Regions from separate parts of the Homo sapiens genome. Here region 1 is linked to region 2. Evidence: read pairs that join two places in POLR2A ChIA-PET (ENCODE). Cell type or tissue: HepG2. All regions are shown on one strand.

What was found. ChIA-PET counts read pairs that join two places held together with the same protein. Peaks named below come from ENCODE experiments on the same cell type or tissue, not always from the same donor. Only the 100,000 strongest peaks of a DNase experiment are listed, where the experiment ranks them.
Region 1: POLR2A ChIA-PET joins it to region 2 with 7 read pairs; 5 of 35 experiments call an interaction of 5 or more read pairs at or near these places.

What each region holds. Positions count from the first base shown.
Region 1 is chr10:100,099,328-100,103,327 of GRCh38, reverse strand. No RefSeq gene overlaps it. Among named protein-coding and RNA genes, the nearest start is that of CPN1, 19 kb to the right of the region's middle. In HepG2, a CTCF peak has its summit at 2,589 (motif pointing right); DNase peaks (open chromatin) are centred at 1,527 and 2,567; H3K4me3 peaks cover 853 bases.
Region 2 is chr10:100,036,488-100,040,487 of GRCh38, reverse strand. No RefSeq gene overlaps it. Among named protein-coding and RNA genes, the nearest start is that of DNMBP, 29 kb to the right of the region's middle. In HepG2, no CTCF peak of the experiment used is centred here; a DNase peak (open chromatin) is centred at 1,637.

The DNA of each region.
Region 1 (4,000 bases), 63 kb before region 2:
TGTGGTTTTACCAGAATGAGGGCAAGGAACACCTGGCCCGCCCAAGGTGGAAAACTCCTTAAAGTCTTTCTTAAACCACAAACAATAGCATGAGGGATCTGTGCCTTAAGGACATGCTCCTGCTGCAGATAACTAGCCAAACCCATCCCTTTATTTCAGCCCATCCCTTCATTTCCCATAAGGGATACTTTTAGTTAATCAAATATCTATAGAAACAATGCTAATGACTGGCTTGCTGTTAATAAATACGTGGGTAAATCTCTGTTCAGGGCTCTCAGCTCTGAAGGCTGTGAAACCTCTGATTTCCCACTTTACACCTCTATATTTCTGTGTGTGTCTTTAATTCCTCTAGCGCTGCTGGGTTAGGGTCTCCCCTACTGAGCTGGTCTCAGCAGTCAAAGTTCATACAAAAACTTGCACAGATTGTTCATAGTGGCATTATTTATAATAACCAAAAAATGGAAAAAACCCAAATGTCCATTAACTGAAGAATGGATAAAATGTGGTACATTGATATAGTGGAATATCATTCGCCAAGAAAAGGAATGTAGTACTGATGCATGAACCTACAACACAGATAAACCTTGAAAGCATGATTCTAGCCTGGCATGGTGGCTCATGCTGGTAATCCCAGCACTTTGGGAGGCTGAGGCAGGAGGATCATTTGAGCTCAGGAGGTTGAGGTTGCAGTGAGCTGCATTTGTGCAATTCCATGTACATAAAATATCCAGAATAAGCAATTCCTTAGAGACAATGAATTAATGGGTGCCTAGGGCTAGAAAGTGACTGCAAATGGATACAGAATTTTCCTGGGAAATGATAAAAATATTCTAAAATTAGACTGCAATAATGATTGCACAATTCTCTATATTCTAAAAACCACTGAACTGTACCTTTAAATGGGTGAATTTTATAGCATGTGAATTATATCTCAGTAAAGATTATTACTAATAACACCTATCTTCCAAGGCTAGGAGGTTGGAGATTAATGATAATATATGTACAGTATTTTCCCCGGAAATTAGGAGGGGCTCATATGCAAATTCAAGTTTTTAGACATTATTTATAATTCTTTATAAGCCATTCTGTTTAGTTCAGTTTGTGAAATTCCAGGCTTAGTCACTATTCAGTCAATTAAAATTTGTTATATTTTTCTGGCATACTATTGACATGTTGGACTTCTATTTTTCTCTGAATTTAAGATGTCATCTGTTTTAAGACACACTCCAGTTTCAGAGACATAAAAATGTGAAAGAAGGAGTGCCTTAGAATCAATGAAATATAGTTGCCCCGCTACATGTTGGCCCATAGCCATTACTAACCCTGTTAATAGAGCTACTCAAAGTCTGATATGTGGCAATCCCTCCATCCCAAGTGACCAGATCATTTAGAGCCAGGCTCCTCTTTTCCAGTTAACCTCCTGCTTGATACCCTGTTATCCTCATTGATGTCATATCAGTAAACATACATCACATTAGCTTTTTTCAAAAGCAGGGAGAACCACTTCACTCCCGACAAAGAGGATTACACAGGTACAGGCTATTTGCAAATTAGGCAACACTGGTACACAGAATAGATTCAGAGTCCATGCATGCGTGGCTGCCATTGGCTAGAGGGCAGTCTGAGTCAATATGTCACTGAACCAACGACTGCCCTGTTGGAAGGAGAGTTAGTGGGGGCACATGGAAGAGCCGAGGTTTCTGGAACTCCATGTAGTCATTTCCTGCCCTGTTCTAAAAAGTCAACAAAATATAAATGCAGAGGAGACTGTTTATTCTTTGTTACTGCTTTTCAACATGAATACCTGTTATATGCCAGCTACAGAGTAGGGACTGGGAATCCAGAAACAAATAAGATGTGGTCCCTGCCCTTAAGGACCTTATATTTTAATCAAGGAAGTCACAAGCCAAAAATTATGGCACAATGTAATGTTTGTAGAGAAATATGTGCCGAGTTCTATGGAAATACAAGGGAAGGACACTAAAATCAGACACAGGGCAAATGATGGGAAAGGTTTAGAGAAAATGATGCCTGGATTTATTCTAAAACACAAATAGGAGTCAGCTAACTTCTAATTGGAGGGAGAGGAGATGTTCAAAAACTCAGAGGCTTTTGAAGACTGCAATTTGTTAGGTATAACTAGGAGGCGGGAGGGGTGCTGGAGAGGAGCAGGGCATGTAATGCTGGGAAGGCAGGAAACATCAGGGCCTGGCAGGTCTTTGCCATGTGAGGAAGTGTGGGCTTAACTGAGCAGAAAGGAGAAGCGATAAAGGATCTAAACAGTGGAAGGAAGGGGTGAGCAATAGACAAGAGGTGGTTTGCATTGAAGAAAGATCATGGTGGCGACTGCATGATGTGTGCAGTGGAAGGGGGTCAAATCCTGGCAGGAAGATAGATGATGGGAGGCAGTTACCAAGATCTAGGCAAGGATGAGTGAGAGCAGAACCGAGGCCGTGGCAGGAGATGGGGAAAGCAAGGGTCAGCTATGAGGATCAACACAGAAAACGGAGAGGGCTTAGTGAATGAGTAATCATGGGAAGTGAGTGAGAAGGAAGAATTTAGAATGGCTCCTGTGTTTTTGACTTGGGCAACAGGTGGTGCCATTTCCCAAGAGGAGCAACTATGGGTGAAGAGACACTGCATTCAGATTCAAATGGGTTGCATTTGTGGTCCCTACAAAATTGGCAAATGGGGAAATTATTCTAGCCAAGCCAATAAGAATTTAATAAATACAATGAACATATACATAGCACTCTACAGTTTATACAGAACTTTTATTGAAATGTGAGACATGACTGAAGCAGTGTGTGGTGGGGATGTGGGGGTGGTGAGTTCTAAGGGGAATTTATTTGGAGAGGAGGAGCAAGATGTTTGCAGAGAACACTGAAAATCCAGCACTGGATGCCAAGCGCGGTGGCTCATGTCTGTAATCCCAGCACTTTGGGAGGCCAAGGGGGATGGGTCACTTGAGGCCAGGAGTTTGAGACCAGCCTAGCCAACATGGTGAAATCCCTGTCTCTACTGAAAGTACAAAATTAGCCAGGTATGATGGCACACGCCTGTAGTCCCAGCTAATCCGGAGGCTGAGGCACGAGAATCACTTGAACCTGGGAGGCGGAGGTTGCAGTGAGCCCAGATTGTGCCATTGCACTTCAACCTGAGCAACAGAGCAAGACTCTGTCTCAAAAAAACCAAAACAAAACAACACAAAAAATTAGGTGCAGAAAGTATGGGAAATCCCAGAAGGGTTACAAAGCTGTGTTTAGAAGAAAACATGGGCTAGGAACAATGGGTCACACCTGTAATCTCAGCACTTCGGAAGGCCAAGGTAGGTAGATTGCTTAAGCCTTGTAGTTGGAGACCAGCCTGGGCAACATAGTGGGGCTCCATCTCTACAAAAAGTTTAAAAACTGGCCAGGCATAGTGTTGTGCACCTATAGCCCCAGCTACTTGGGAGGCTGAGACAGGTGGATTGATTGAGCCTGGAAGGTAGAGGCTGCAGTGAGCTGTGACTGTGCCACTGCATTCCGGTCTGGGTGACAGAGTGAGAATTTGTTCCAAAAAAAAAGAAAGAAAAGAAAAAAGAAAACACAAGAATATTTATTCTGGCAAATTCGAGGCAAAGATAGTGGGAAAGGGGAATTTTGAATTCACTTCCAACTCTTGAAACCAACTGAAAGCCAAGAGCAAAAAAATAAAAAAGAAACTTCTACTTTCAATAAACAGGAGAAAAGTTATAAAACAAAACCACGGAGGATGACTGCTGAATGAAATGAATTTTGATCCAAAATATGTGAGGATTCAGAGCCAACACATCCTTGTAGAGACTCTGGGAAAGAGATCAATTTCCCTAAGATGAAGTGCCGTGCTCCCGAGAAACGCATCAAGGATCCTCTGTGGGTGGACTGACAAGGTCTAAGGTCTGACTAAGGGTGGGGCAGACATGGCCACTGTTCTGCAATATCATTATCTCTATTGTAATGGAACCTATGGTTTTTAG
Region 2 (4,000 bases):
TAAATCACCTAGGGATACATTTCTCAGAATGTACCCACATTGTTAAGTGACATGGTATGGTGATCCCTTGGCACCCAGTTGGTTCCAGCACCCTCTCAGATACCAAAATCCAAGAGTGCTCCAGTTCCTTTTATAAAATGGCATAGTATTTGCATTTAGCCTAGGTATATCCTCCCATATACTTTTAAGTCATCTCTAGATTACTTATAATACCTGATACAATGTAAATGCTGTGTAAATAGTTTTGTTATATTGTATTTTTACTTGGTACTATTTTTATTGTTGCATTATTTTATTTTTTGTTTTTCTGACAGCCTCACTCTGTCACCCAGGCTGGAATGCAGTGGTGCAGTCATGGCTTACTGCAGCCTCAATCTCCCGAGCTCAAGAAATCCTCTCACTTCAGCCTCCCAAGTAGCTGGCCAACATGGTGAACACAGGCACGTGACATCATACCTGGCTAATTTTTAAATTTCTTTGTAGTGATAGGATCTCAAACTCCTGGGCTCAAGTGATCCTCCCGCCTCTGCCTTCTAAAGTGCTGAGATTATAGGCATGAGCCATGGTGCCCAGTCTGTATTATTATTTTTTATTTATTTATTTACTTAAATAGTTTTGATCCAAGGTTGGTTGAATGGGAACCTGCAGATACGGAGGGCTGACTGTATTCCCATACCCATCAGAAAACATAGGTGCTCTAGCTGTGACAACTCGCCCTCCCCTGGAGGCCATTCGGGATTAGGATTAACACATAATTCATTTTTCTGTTACCTGAGCAATCTCTCTATCTGTGGTCAAAAAGAAAACAGAAGAAAATGTATCTTTTCCCACTTAGGGAATTCACTCCTCAGGTTAAAAGGCTAATTGTTTCTTTCTATTTTTTATTTCTTCCTAATTTTAATCCCATGTTCCTTGGTGCCTTTCTTGCTGTTATAAAGAGGCCACTATTTGAGAGGGTTTCCATTTTTCAATTCAGTGAAACTTTATACCTGAGGTTGCTGCATGCACTGTTTCCCAGATTGTCTGAATATCACTTACTTTGTGTTTAGGTTCCTTGGTACGAAGTCACCTGACAGAGCTAATGTTTATGAAATACGGTCACAGTACTTTCACTGGCATAGCCACAGAATTTTATTCATTCTTCCGTTTATTCATGCAGGGAACATATTTTGAGTCCTTGCTCTCAATAAATTCAGAAAATATAAAGAGGAAGAAGATACAGTCCATTATCTCAGTGCAGCCACAGGCTACTTGGGAAGGGAAACAGATCACTCCAGTATCTTGTAATAATTGCTGGGATTCTGTTGACTCTGGGGTGAGGACAGAAGCCAGTGGCAAGGGCCTTACTCTAGTCTTGGGAAGGTCAGGAAAGGGTTCCCAGAGCTAGTGGAGTCTAAGGTGAGATATAATGAGGTCAGATAAAGAGGCATTGGCCAGGTGGAAAGAAATGGGGGAACAATAGTTAGGCTGAGGAGACAGCACAGCTTGAGGCTCTTGGAAGATTTGCAGCTTGTTCAAGAGAGCTGCATGAAATTCAGCATGGTGGCAGCTGAGTGAGATGCCAGAAGCCAAGGCCAGTGGGGTAGGGAGGGACCAAATCATGAAGGACCTTTGAGCCATAGCACAGAGTTTGGACTTTATCCTGAGAAAAACAAGTAGCCATTGAAGGGTTCTGCTGAGGGGAGTGCAGAATCAGTTTAGAATGAGTGCCTGACTGCTGCCTGAAGAGCTGGCTGAGGCAGAGGGGAGACCACTAAAAGCCAGGAGAAAAGGTGGCCTTAGCCCGGGCAGGCAGCAGGGGTGGGGAACACCAGGAAACTCCAGAGCACTTCCTGCTAGCTCCCTAGGGCTTCTCTGCTGCTTTTGGACTTCCAGTCTGACTCAGATCCACCCTGCCCACCACCTGAGGATTTTAAGTACTAAAGGAGATGCAGATTTTTAAACCAAGCCCTAAAAACCATTCTTAGTAAAATGCACTCAAGCCAGAGGTGATTATACAGACCAAGTATTATATGGAAAATACAGGGTCTGGCTATAACCACATGAAAATTTCTCTGTGCATACAAAGGGCACGAAACCAGGACTCACAGGACGAGAGTGGGCAGGGTTGACAGGATATGAAGGAAGGGCTTCCAACTTTGGCCTCAGCCCTCTCCTGGCTGGTACCCTTTCTATTTTATAGCTAGAAAGTTACTTTGAAGAGGAAACCCTCTGCTTGGAATGCCAGCCTGGATAGGTGGTGTTTCCTAAAGGGGAAGAAGCCCCTAATGAAGGGCACAGGTTTTGGACTCCGACAGACGTGGGTTTTAACTCTAGCTCTGTTCCTTATTGGCTGTGTGACCTTGAGCAAATAACTTACCTTCTCTGAGTCATAGTTATTCATCTGAAGAAAAAAAAAAAAGAAAGAATATCTGGCCGGGCATGGTGACTCACACCTGCAGTCCCAACACTTTGGGAGGCTGAGGCAGGAGGATCGCAGGAGTTTGAGACCAGCCTGGGGAACATGGCAAAACCCTCTCTACAAAAAATGCAAAAATGAGCTGGGTGTGGTGGCATGGACCTGTAGTCCCAGTTACTCAGGAGGCTGAGGCAGGAGGATCGCTTGAGCTGGGGAGGTGGAAGCTGCAGTGAGCTATGATTGCATCACTGTACTCCAGCCTGGGCAACAATGTGAGACCCTATCAAAAAAAGAAAAGAAAGAAAAAGAAAAGAGGAAAAGAAAAGAAAGAACAGAAAAGAAAAGAAAAATGAAAAGAAAAGAAGAAAAAGAAAATCTACCTCACTGTAATGGCCCATTGAGTATACCTTGCCTGCTGTGTAGACAGAGGTGATTTATCAAGACGGGAATTGCATGGAGAAAGAGTAATTCATGCAGAGCTGGCTGTGCAGGAGACCTGAGTTTTATTATTACTCAGATCAGTCTCCCTGAGCATTTGGGGATCAGAGTTTTTGTTGTTTGTTTGTTTGGTTTATTCTTTTTGAGATGGAGTCTTGCTCTGTCCCCCAGGCTGGAGTGCCAGTGGTGCAATCTCAGCTCACTGCAACCTCCGCCTCCCAGGTTCAAGCGATTCTCCTGCCTCAGCCTCCCTAGTAGCTGGGATTACAGGCACACGCCACCACACCCAGCTAATTTTTGTATTTTTAGTAGATACGGGGTTTCACCATGTTGGCCAGGCTGGTCTCGAACTCCTGACCTCAAGTGATCTGCCCACCTAGGCCTCCCAGAGTGCTGGGATTACAGGTGTGAGCCACCGTGCCCGGCTTGGGGATCAGAGTTTTTAAAGATAATTTGGTGGGCAGGGTCTTGGGAAGTGGGGAGTGCTGATTGGTCAGGTTGGAGATGGAATCCTAGGGGGTTGAAATGAGGTTTTCTTAATGTCTTCTGTTCCTGGGTGCGACGGCAGAACTGGTTGGGCCAGATTACCAGTCTGGGTGATGTATGCTGATCCGTCGAGTACAGGGTCTGCAAAATATCTCAAACACTGATCTTAGGTTTTACAATAGTGATTTTATCCTCAGGAGCAATTTGGGGAGGTTCAGGCTCTTGGAGCCAGAGGCTGCATGTCCCGTAAACTGTAATTTCTAATCTTGTAGCCAGTTTGTTAGTCCTGCAAAGGCAGACTGGTCCCCATGCAAGAAGGGGGTCTTTTTAGGAAAGGTCTATTACCAATTTTGTTACAGAGTCAAACCATGAACTGAATTCCTTCCCAAAGTTAGTTCGGCCTACATCCAGGAATGACCAAGGACAGCTTAAAGGTTAGAAGCAAGATAGAGTCGGTTAGGTCTGATTTCTTTCACTGTCATAATTTCTTCAGTTATAATTTTGCAAATGTGGTTTTATCACTCTGAGTTTGTGAGGATTAAAGGTGCCGCCCTTATAAATCAGTCAGGAGGCGGAAGGCCAACCCTCACCCCACACTCTCCTCGGAGGATTATCACTTATCTGCCAGCGACATCAAGGACTTAGGGGTGCAAAAAGGAGCTTGGAGGTGAGGCATTC